2 separate regions of the Homo sapiens genome follow, and region 2 is linked to region 1. A link is an interaction called in ENCODE POLR2A ChIA-PET data of the cell type or tissue named here. Cell type or tissue: A673. All regions are shown on one strand. Links, peaks and the distances in the headings refer to the core of each region. The heading gives the core; the rest is flanking DNA.

Region 1 (4,383 bases), core at 305-4,304:
GAGACAAGACGGTGTCCAGGCCGGCCTGGCCGTCAGCACCCTCGGAAGCTCTGGGCAGGCCCTCCCTGTCCTTCTGCGGGCTTGTTCTCCTTGTTGCCTTCTGCAGGCTCCAGGCCCTTCCTGCTCTGGGCCTTGTCCTGTGGGTTGGCCCCGCATTCTGTCCTCTCCAGGCTGACCCTCCATGCACCTCTGAGACCCACCGCCCGGGCTCACACCTGCCCAGTCTCGAGGCTGCCTGCCCTGGCTGCATCTCTCCCCTCCTCAGAACAATGAGGACTTTGTAACACGTCACATTCATTCTCCCTCTGTGCATGGTCTCAGGTGAGTGGGATCTGGAGACAGGAAGAGGGCACGTGAGGTATCGGGTATGCAGGAAGTAGGCTGGAGAGAGCCAGCAGGAACCAGCTTGTGTGCTCCTGGCTTCCGGGGGGGCTAATTTTGATCCCGGCTTCCTGGGCACAGAGGAGGCTTCCTGGGCAAAGGCCCCATTCAAGGCCAAGGCCTTTCTCTAAGCAATCAGCCTGGAAAGCAGGAAATGCAGCACAAGCTCCTGCCTGGTTCTACAGATTCTGGGCCCTTCCCGTAGACGTCTGTGGAACTCGGTGGAGCCTGCGTGCTGGTTTGCTGTTTAGACTTCCAGTCAGAAACGATGTGATATCAACAGCAAAAACAAACAAAAAACAAAAACCAACCAACAAACAACAACAAAAACCCTTGACCCAGCAATTCTACTACCACAGAGCCTACGAACGCATATGGACAAGAAGCAAAGCTGCTTTTCCAAGCATGTTCATTACAGAGCTATTTATACTGGAGCAAAACCAGAAACCTAGTTCCCCAAAACAGGAGAGTGGTTATACCAAGGTATAAACACAGAATGAAATATGCTGTGGCAGATAAAAGTGATGCCGTGGGCCGGGTGTGGCGACTCACGCCTGTAATCCCAACATTTTGAGAGGCCAAAGTGGGAGGATTGCTTGAGGCTAGGAGTTCAAGACCAGCCTGGGCAACATAGAAAGACTTTATCCCTACAATTTTTTTTGTTGTTGTTAATTAGCCGGGTGTGATGATATCTTCCTGTAGTCCCAGCTACTCTGGAGGCTGAGGTGGGTGGATCGTATGAGCCCAGGAGTTCAAGGCTGCAGCGAGCTATGATTAAGTCACTGCACTTCAGTCTGGGTGACACAGCGAGACTCTGTCTCTAAAAAAAAAAAAAAAAAAGAAAGAAAGTGACACTGTGAATGTAAATTTATGTATTGACATGAACAAATGATCAGTTTTGGCCAGGTGCGGTGACTCACGCCTGTAATCCCAGCACTTTGGGAGGCCGAAGTGGGTGGAAAACAAGATCAGGAGATCGAGACCATCCTGGCTAGCACGGTGAAACCCCGTCTCTACTAAAAATACAAAAAATTAGCGGAGCCTGATGGCGGGTCCCTGTAGTCCCAGCTACTCAGGAGGCTGAGGCAGGAGAATGGCATGAACCCATGAGGCGGAGGTTGCAGTGAGCCGAGATTGCGCCACTGCACTCTGGCCTGAGCGACAGAGCGAGACTCTGTCTCAAAAAAAAAAAAAAAAAAAAAGAAAGAAACAAATGATCAGTTTTACAAAACAGCCTGTATAGTATAATCCCATTATATGCGTGCACACACATACAAAAAAGTCTAGATGCTTTCCAGCAAAATTCTTAACCATATCTTGGTAGTAAGATTTGGGGAAAGTTATGATTTTTTTCTCTTATTTTTCTTTATCTATATTTTCTAATTTTTATTTATTACCTAATTATTACACATTCATTATAGGAAGGGAGGATAGTATTATAATTTTGCATTTTATCTTTTTAAAAAAGTATAAACCCTTTGGCCAGTAATTCCAATTCCAGGAAGGTGTCCTAAGGAAATAACTAGGTTGATTACAAAGAGGTAACTACAAGAATAAACCATGTACTGTTTCTCACAGGGGAGAAATGGACACAAGCTAAAACGCTGGGCATTGGGGATTGGTTGAGCAAAGCGTGGTGTAGTCATATGCAAGGTGCCATGCAGCCACTAAAAATCATGCTGTGGAAGTGCAAATGTTGACTAGAAAGATGCTTGTGAATATATGATTGGAAGAAAAGAACAGGACTTAGAACATTATGTACTGAATCAGCCCCTCTGTCTGTAATATGTGCTGAGTCCTAAGACTGAAAGGATATATGCTTAATTGTTAATAGTTGTTTCATTTAGAGGAGCTGATTACAGGTGATCTTAATTTTCTTCTTTATACTTTCCTGATTATTTGATGATACATATGTATTATTACATAATTTTAAAAATTAATTCTTTAAGAAGGAAAAATAACCTATTCCAAGAGGTCAGGCAGTGAGAGGTGAAAGCTGGGCCCCCTGGTCCTGGCAGCTGGGGGCCATGGAAGCACCTAAGGAGGGGGTTGGGGTTGGGGGCAGCTGGTCCAACACCAATGTGGCGTCTGTCTGCACCTGCACTGGCTAAGGAAGCCCCCCCCCCGCCCCCCCCCCCCACCAGCTCCCTGCAGGCCTGCTCTCTGCCATTCATCCTCTGGAATTAGCTTGCAGAGACCATTTTAGGAAGCCCGTGGGCGGCTGGAAGCAGCTTGTGAGCAGAGCTGGAACCGGCTGAGAGCTGCAGAGAGAGAGAGTGCCCAGAGGAAGACAGGCAGAAAATAAGGGGAAGCCAGCACCTTTTTCCCATTTTTCTTTTTGGTTTGATTTTTCGAAAACAGTTCTCCAGAAAATCCTCACTTTGGCCCAAATGTTTCTTCTTCTGCCTTCCTTCCTCCAGGCCTCCATAGAGGGGCTGAATCTAAACTTGCTATGAAGCCGGGACCAGGGGTCTGGTCTCAACACTTCCACTAACTCACTGTGCAACCATGCTCAGTGGCTCACCCTCTCTGGGCCTCAGTTCCCAATTTCTGTCCAACTGGTCTGGAATGGACTCAAAGTTCTTTGAGGCTCCATGCTTCTGGGATTCCGTTTTAGGAGCAAGACAGCTGGACTAGATGTCTCCAAGGCCTCTGTACAGCTCTGACATTCGAGATTTGTGCTTCAAGATCTTTGAGAGTCTAAAACACACTGGCAAGAGCCTCTGTTTTTTGCAGCTGTGGTCTGGAATGCCATGGTATTAAATTGCGAATATTCCAGTCTAAGTTCTAGCTGAGTGGCTGCTTATTGTTTAAGACTACCTAGCTGAGCCCTACCTTTGCCAGGGGAATGGGGTTCTCTTTGCCAGTCTGGACATGGAGGCTTACATCCTGGGTCCCCACAAGTAAAGTTCAGACCCCAGGTAGCCCCTTGAAGTAGACATGAAAATAATAGCTCACGAATATGGTGCACTCACCAAATGCCAGGCTGCAATGGGTGAGTGGCCATTTGCCAATGGAGCCCCCGCCCTGGGGTGACAGAAACAGTCTCTGTTTACTGAACGTCTAGGATATTCCAGGCCTGGGGGCTACAGAGATCATAGGACTCAGGGGGTTGGCACTATGTTATGCCTGTTTTCCAGATGAGGACGCTGAAGCTCAGCGAGGTCCAGTGACTTGCCCAGGTCACAGAGCCAGAAGGTGGGAAAGCTGAGACCAGAGCCAGATCAGCTGACCCCAGGGCCCTGTGGAACTACTCTGTTGCCTCTGGGCAGCCCCTGGCCCTGCAGACCTCCAATGGGCGGGGCAGGCCATAGCTTCCAGATGATCAGGACTCCCACGGCAAGGAGGCTGATCCAGGGCACCCACCCGGCCGGCCTTCCTTCCCCAGCCAGGGTGGCCATGCTGGAGGTGGAGTTGGTTTGCAAGTAGGTAGGGCCTGTGTTTGTGCCCGCGTGCACGTGGGTGTCATCTGTGTGGCTCCGGGAGGGTGTGTATCTGTGTCTCCGTGTGGGCGTCTCTGCACGACGCACACGCATCTGTGTGTGAGCGCTCAGATGTGGGTGCTGGTTGTGTCTGCCTGTGTGTGTGCTGCCGTGTCTCTCCTGGAGCATGCGAGAGAGACAGAGTGCGATCCGTGGAGCCTGTGGGAGGGGAGCTGGGTGGGGACAGTTATCTGCGTGCTCCCTGCTGCCCTCCTTTGGAGCTCCATGGCCTTGGGCCCCTGAAAAGCTGCCTGCCCCCGTGGGTGTCCTGACATTTTGCCAAGTTGAACCTGCAACCCCCAGCTCCCACACCTACCCAGTGGCAGGACCCACCACCCAGGACCATTGTGGGAACCTCTTGGGCCAGATGGGGGGCTCATATCAGCCTTGGCCTTGGTCCTTGGAGGACAGGTGAAGGCCCTGCAGAAAGGCAGCTGGGTTGCAGCATCCCTGCTCCTGAGCCCAGCTGTGGGTTGCAAACAACTCGCCTTCAGCCTGGGACTCCCCTTCCTCCACCCTG
Region 2 (4,383 bases), core at 129-4,128, 52 kb before region 1:
GAGGAGCAAAAGAAGTTAGCACAAAAGAGACAATCTGCATGATGTTGTTTATGTGAAGGTGTGAAAAAGACAAAACAAAGCTATGGCTTTAGGAGTCAGAATATTGGTTGCCCCTGGGGAAGGGAGGTGGGGAATTAATTGGAAAAGGCAAGACAGAGCCTTTTGGTATAGCTGGAGATATCCTATATCTTTTTTTTTTTTTTTTTTTTTTTTTTTTGAGATAGGGTCTCTGTGTCACTCCAGGCTGAGTGCAGTGGTGAGAACATGGCTCACTGCAGCCTCAACCTCCCAGGCTCAAGCGATCCTCCCACCTCAGCCTCCTCCTGAGTAGCTGGGACCACAGGCACACACCACCATGCCCAGCTAGTGTTTGTATCTTTTGTAGAGATGGGGTTTCACCATGTTGCCCAGGCTGGTCTCGAACTCCTGGGCTCAAGCAATCCACCCTCCTCAACCTCCCAAAGTGTTGGGATTACAGGCGTGAGCCACTGCACCTGGCCTGGAAATATCCTGCATCTTGACCTTAGTGGTAGTTACAAGGGTGAGATATACACATATATCAAGCTATACTATCTGCTTAAGATTAGTACACTCTACAACACGTGCTATACTACAACTCAGAAATTTCAAATAGAATAATACTCGGTAGTCACTGACTCAGGAGGATGGCCAGCATCAAGGGAAGAAGTAGCTGCAGATGAGCAGGACTAATGTGACCCTATTGCAAAGTCATCTGCACAGATGCCCTCCATCTACAGATGACTGTGACATTATATGAGCTACCATTTATAAGCACTTGCTGTGTGCCACGTGCTGTCCTACGCACTTTATTACCTCACTTCATCCTCACAACAGTCTTATGAGGCAGGGACCATCACTGCCCCTACTTTACAGATGAGGGGACTGAGGCACAGAGAAGTTAGGTAACTTGCTGAAGTCAAGCCCCTAATAAGCAGCAGAGCTGGATTTGCATCTAGACCTTCTGGCGCCACAACCCACGCTCTTATGTAAATCCCCAAACCCTGACCACAGTGCAGAAGGCCCCATACCGTCTGGCCCCCGCCATCCTCTAGTGCTTCACCTGTCCTCCCTCCACATCCCAACACTCCAGCCTCACCATCTTCCTTCCTCTTCCCTGAAAACCCCACCTTCCTCACACCCCGGGGTTTGCACATTTGCAGTTCCCTCTGCTGGAATGTTTTCTTCTGCTCCTCTTTGCTGGGGCAACTTCTCCTCATCCCTTAGGTCTCAGTTCAAGTGTCACCTCCTCCAGGAAGCCTTTGTGACTCCAGTCAGGGCCCATGTTCCTGTGACCCTCCTCCGTGGGCCTCATCACTGTTTTACCTGCTTTTTGAGTTCCCTAAGGGCCAGGAGAGTCCCTTTCACTCAGAGCCATGTCCCCTCTGCCCACCACAGGGTCTGGCATCAAGTGGGCACTCAACAAATATTTGTTGAATGAATGAATGAATCTATCTGCCACAGCAGACAGACTTGGAGAAACCTCTGGAAGGTCGGCATCAAAATGTGGTCACCACTGCAGGTAGATCGAGGGGGATCTGTATATTTGTCTCTATACTTTGGGTTTTATCTGCTGCATATTGTTCTGGTGGGCAGGTACCATTTCCAAGCCCTCAGCATTTCCCACCCTGGGACCCCCACCTTTCCCCCTCCTCGCTCCCTCCCCATGCTCGTTCTCCCAACTCTGCCTACAGCCCCAGTGGGTGGCATATTAATAAGTAGGAGTGAGAAGGTCACCCAGCTCACAAGCACTGAGCCCTCCTAGACTCGGGCGCAGATGAAACGCGCTGAGGCGGGCGAGCGCCTCACCAGGCGCTGAGCACGTGTGAGCTATTTCTGATTCCCACCAGGCTGGGCAGAGCACATCCGAGGTGGAAGCCGGGGCCAGCCTGGCGAGTGGCTGTGGAACCAATGACCAGCTGCCCCAGCTATGCTCACATCAGACCTGGCCACTGCCTTGCTGGAAACTCCCCCGCAGCCCTCCAGGGCCCATGGGGCAGCCGAGGCCCTCAGCCTGGCACTTGAGGCTCTGAAAGACCCCATCCCTGCCCGTCTTCTTGCTCCCTATTCTCCCATGTGCAGCCAGGTCTTCCCTCAACCCCAGCCCTTTGCACGTGCTGTTCCCTCTGCCAGGAATGCCTGTTTCGTCTCCAGGTGTGGGCTCACTCTCACTTAACCAACGGGTGTCAGCTTGGACCACTCCCTCCTCCGAGAAGCCTTCCCTGACCATCACCCCAGCATGGGTGCCCTTGCCCTAGGGCTTCCTGCTGCCATGCGGGTACCTGCTGTTGTCTTTGTGGTCTATGATCCCGCTCCTAGACTGTGATGTGGCTCCTTTGAGGGCCTTCATCTCCAGGTCCTACATCCAGCAAGGACCTGGCCCGCAGCAGGCTCAAATCCTCGTTTGCTGACTGACTACACAGGGGACAAAGTGCTGAGTCCTGGAAGGGGTACAGGAGGGTTCGGGGATTCAGAGGAAGCTGGGGGCAGACAGGGAGCCAAGGACTGATTTGGCTGTGACTTGGAGGTAAAGAGTTAGAGAGATGTGGCCTTAGGCGGCAGAGAGGGTGCAGAGGGAGACCCGTCCAAAGTCGGTAGAGGGCCAGGCCTCTGTCTCATCAGTGTCCCCCTCACCCAGTCAGCAGCCCCCAGAGGTCCCAGGCAGGTGGGCAAAGGGCTCAGGGGGGCCCAGACTCCAGGTACCAGGTGTGGCTGCTCACAGGCCCTGCCTCCCCCAGCCCTGACAAGTACAGTGGATGCAGAATCTGTCTGGAACACAGCATTTCGTCTAAATATATCTGCTTTCCAATGCAGGGCATGCAGCAAGGGAGTGGGGGGCATGACGCAGGCCTGCAGCGTGGGGAGAACCAGAGCCCCCACTCACAGCCCCACAGCCCCACTGCCACCTGCCCTGGCAGAGGGAGTCCACCAGGGCAAGGGTCAGTGTGGGCCTGGCTGGGCCCCTCCAAGCATGGTTCCCATTGCCTGAGCTCCCACCCCAAAGCTGCCACCTTGAATGTCGGCCAGGCACAAACCAGGACAGCAGAGGAGGGAGGGGACACGGGGTGGGGCTGGGGAAGGGGGACACAGAGGAGGGCTTAGAGGAGGGGATAAAGGGAGGCCTGGGAGAGGGAGACACAGAGGGGGGCCTGGAGGAGGGGGACACAGAGGGAGGCCCGGGGGAGAGGGGCACAGAGGGGGGCCTGGGAGAGAAAGACACAGAGGGGGGCCTGGGAGAGGAAGACACAGAGGGGGGCCTAGGGGAATGCGACACAGAGGGAGGCCTGGAGGAGGCGGACACAGAGGGAGGCCTGGAGGAGAGGGACACAGAGGGAGGCCTGGGAGAGGGGGACACAGAGGGAGGCCTGGAGGAGAGGGACACAGAGGGAGGCCCGGGGGAGTGGGACGCAGAGGGAGGCCCGGGGGAGGGGGCCTTGAATCCAAGTTCTTCAGATTCCAGACTCTCCCCGCTACCTTGCTGTGACAGAGGCACAGAGAAGGAGGCAACTCCAACAGGGTCACACAGAGGCCTGGGGTGGTGAGGGGAGGAGGGCCCAAGCACCTGCCTCCCAGGCCTCCTAGGTGCCCTGGGGGCCCCTAGAATTCTCTTTAGCTCCTTGAAGTTCTCCCAAGAATCCCTAAGGAGTTGGGCAGCAAGAAAGGCACTGGACTGTGAGTCACGAGGCTGTGATCCAGTCCCCGCTCCACCCCTGAGGTCTTTGGACCAGTCATCTGTGGCCCCGGTTTCCCACCTCTGTGAGATGGGGACAAGCACTGTGCCCTCTGTGCAGGGCTCTGCCCATAGTGCTCACCCTTGGCCCACTTTCCCAGGCTGGCCCTTCTGTGAGCTGCCCTGGGCTAGGCTAGGGAGGGAGTGCCAGAAGGTTCCGGGGGGTGTGCGGGTGTCAGGAGAGAGCACAGTAACACCAGCTGCCTTATTTTGGGGACTTGCTGTATGCCAGGCTCTGTCCTCAGTCCTTGAACACACAGGACCTCAATTCACCCTCAAACCAAGCCTCTGAGACAGGCAATGACACTGTTATCTCTCTGAGGACAGCGGGGGAAACTGAGGCTGAGAGAGGTTTCTGTGACCTGCTCAAAATCACATAGCCAGTGAGCAGAGTGGGGACTCAAACTTGGGCCACCCCTCAAAATCAGCAGCTCCCTCCCTCCGGGCCTGAGACAGATGCCCACCTTTCCAATCAGTTTTTCTTTTTTTTTTTTTCTTTTTTTGAGATGGAGTCTCGCTCTGTTGCCAGGCTGGAGTGCAGTGGCACAATCTCAACTTGCTGCAACCTCCACCTCCCAGGTTCAAGCGATTCTCCTGCCTCAGCCTCCTGAGTAGCCAGGACTACAGGCGTGCAC

Evidence for each region. ChIA-PET counts read pairs that join two places held together with the same protein. Peaks named below come from ENCODE experiments on the same cell type or tissue, not always from the same donor. Only the 100,000 strongest peaks of a DNase experiment are listed, where the experiment ranks them.
Region 2: POLR2A ChIA-PET joins it to region 1 with 6 read pairs; 5 of 35 experiments call an interaction of 5 or more read pairs at or near these places.

What each region holds. Positions count from the first base shown.
Region 1 is chr20:36,267,351-36,271,733 of GRCh38, reverse strand. No RefSeq gene overlaps it. Among named protein-coding and RNA genes, the nearest start is that of AAR2, 33 kb to the right of the region's middle. RefSeq lists an enhancer at 1-816. In A673, for the core only: no CTCF peak of the experiment used is centred there; no DNase peak of the experiment used is centred there.
Region 2 is chr20:36,319,010-36,323,392 of GRCh38, reverse strand. The region is part of intron 1 of DLGAP4 (DLG associated protein 4); the gene reads right to left. Among named protein-coding and RNA genes, the nearest start is that of DLGAP4, 15 kb to the right of the region's middle. In A673, for the core only: no CTCF peak of the experiment used is centred there; no DNase peak of the experiment used is centred there; H3K27ac peaks cover 1,719 bases.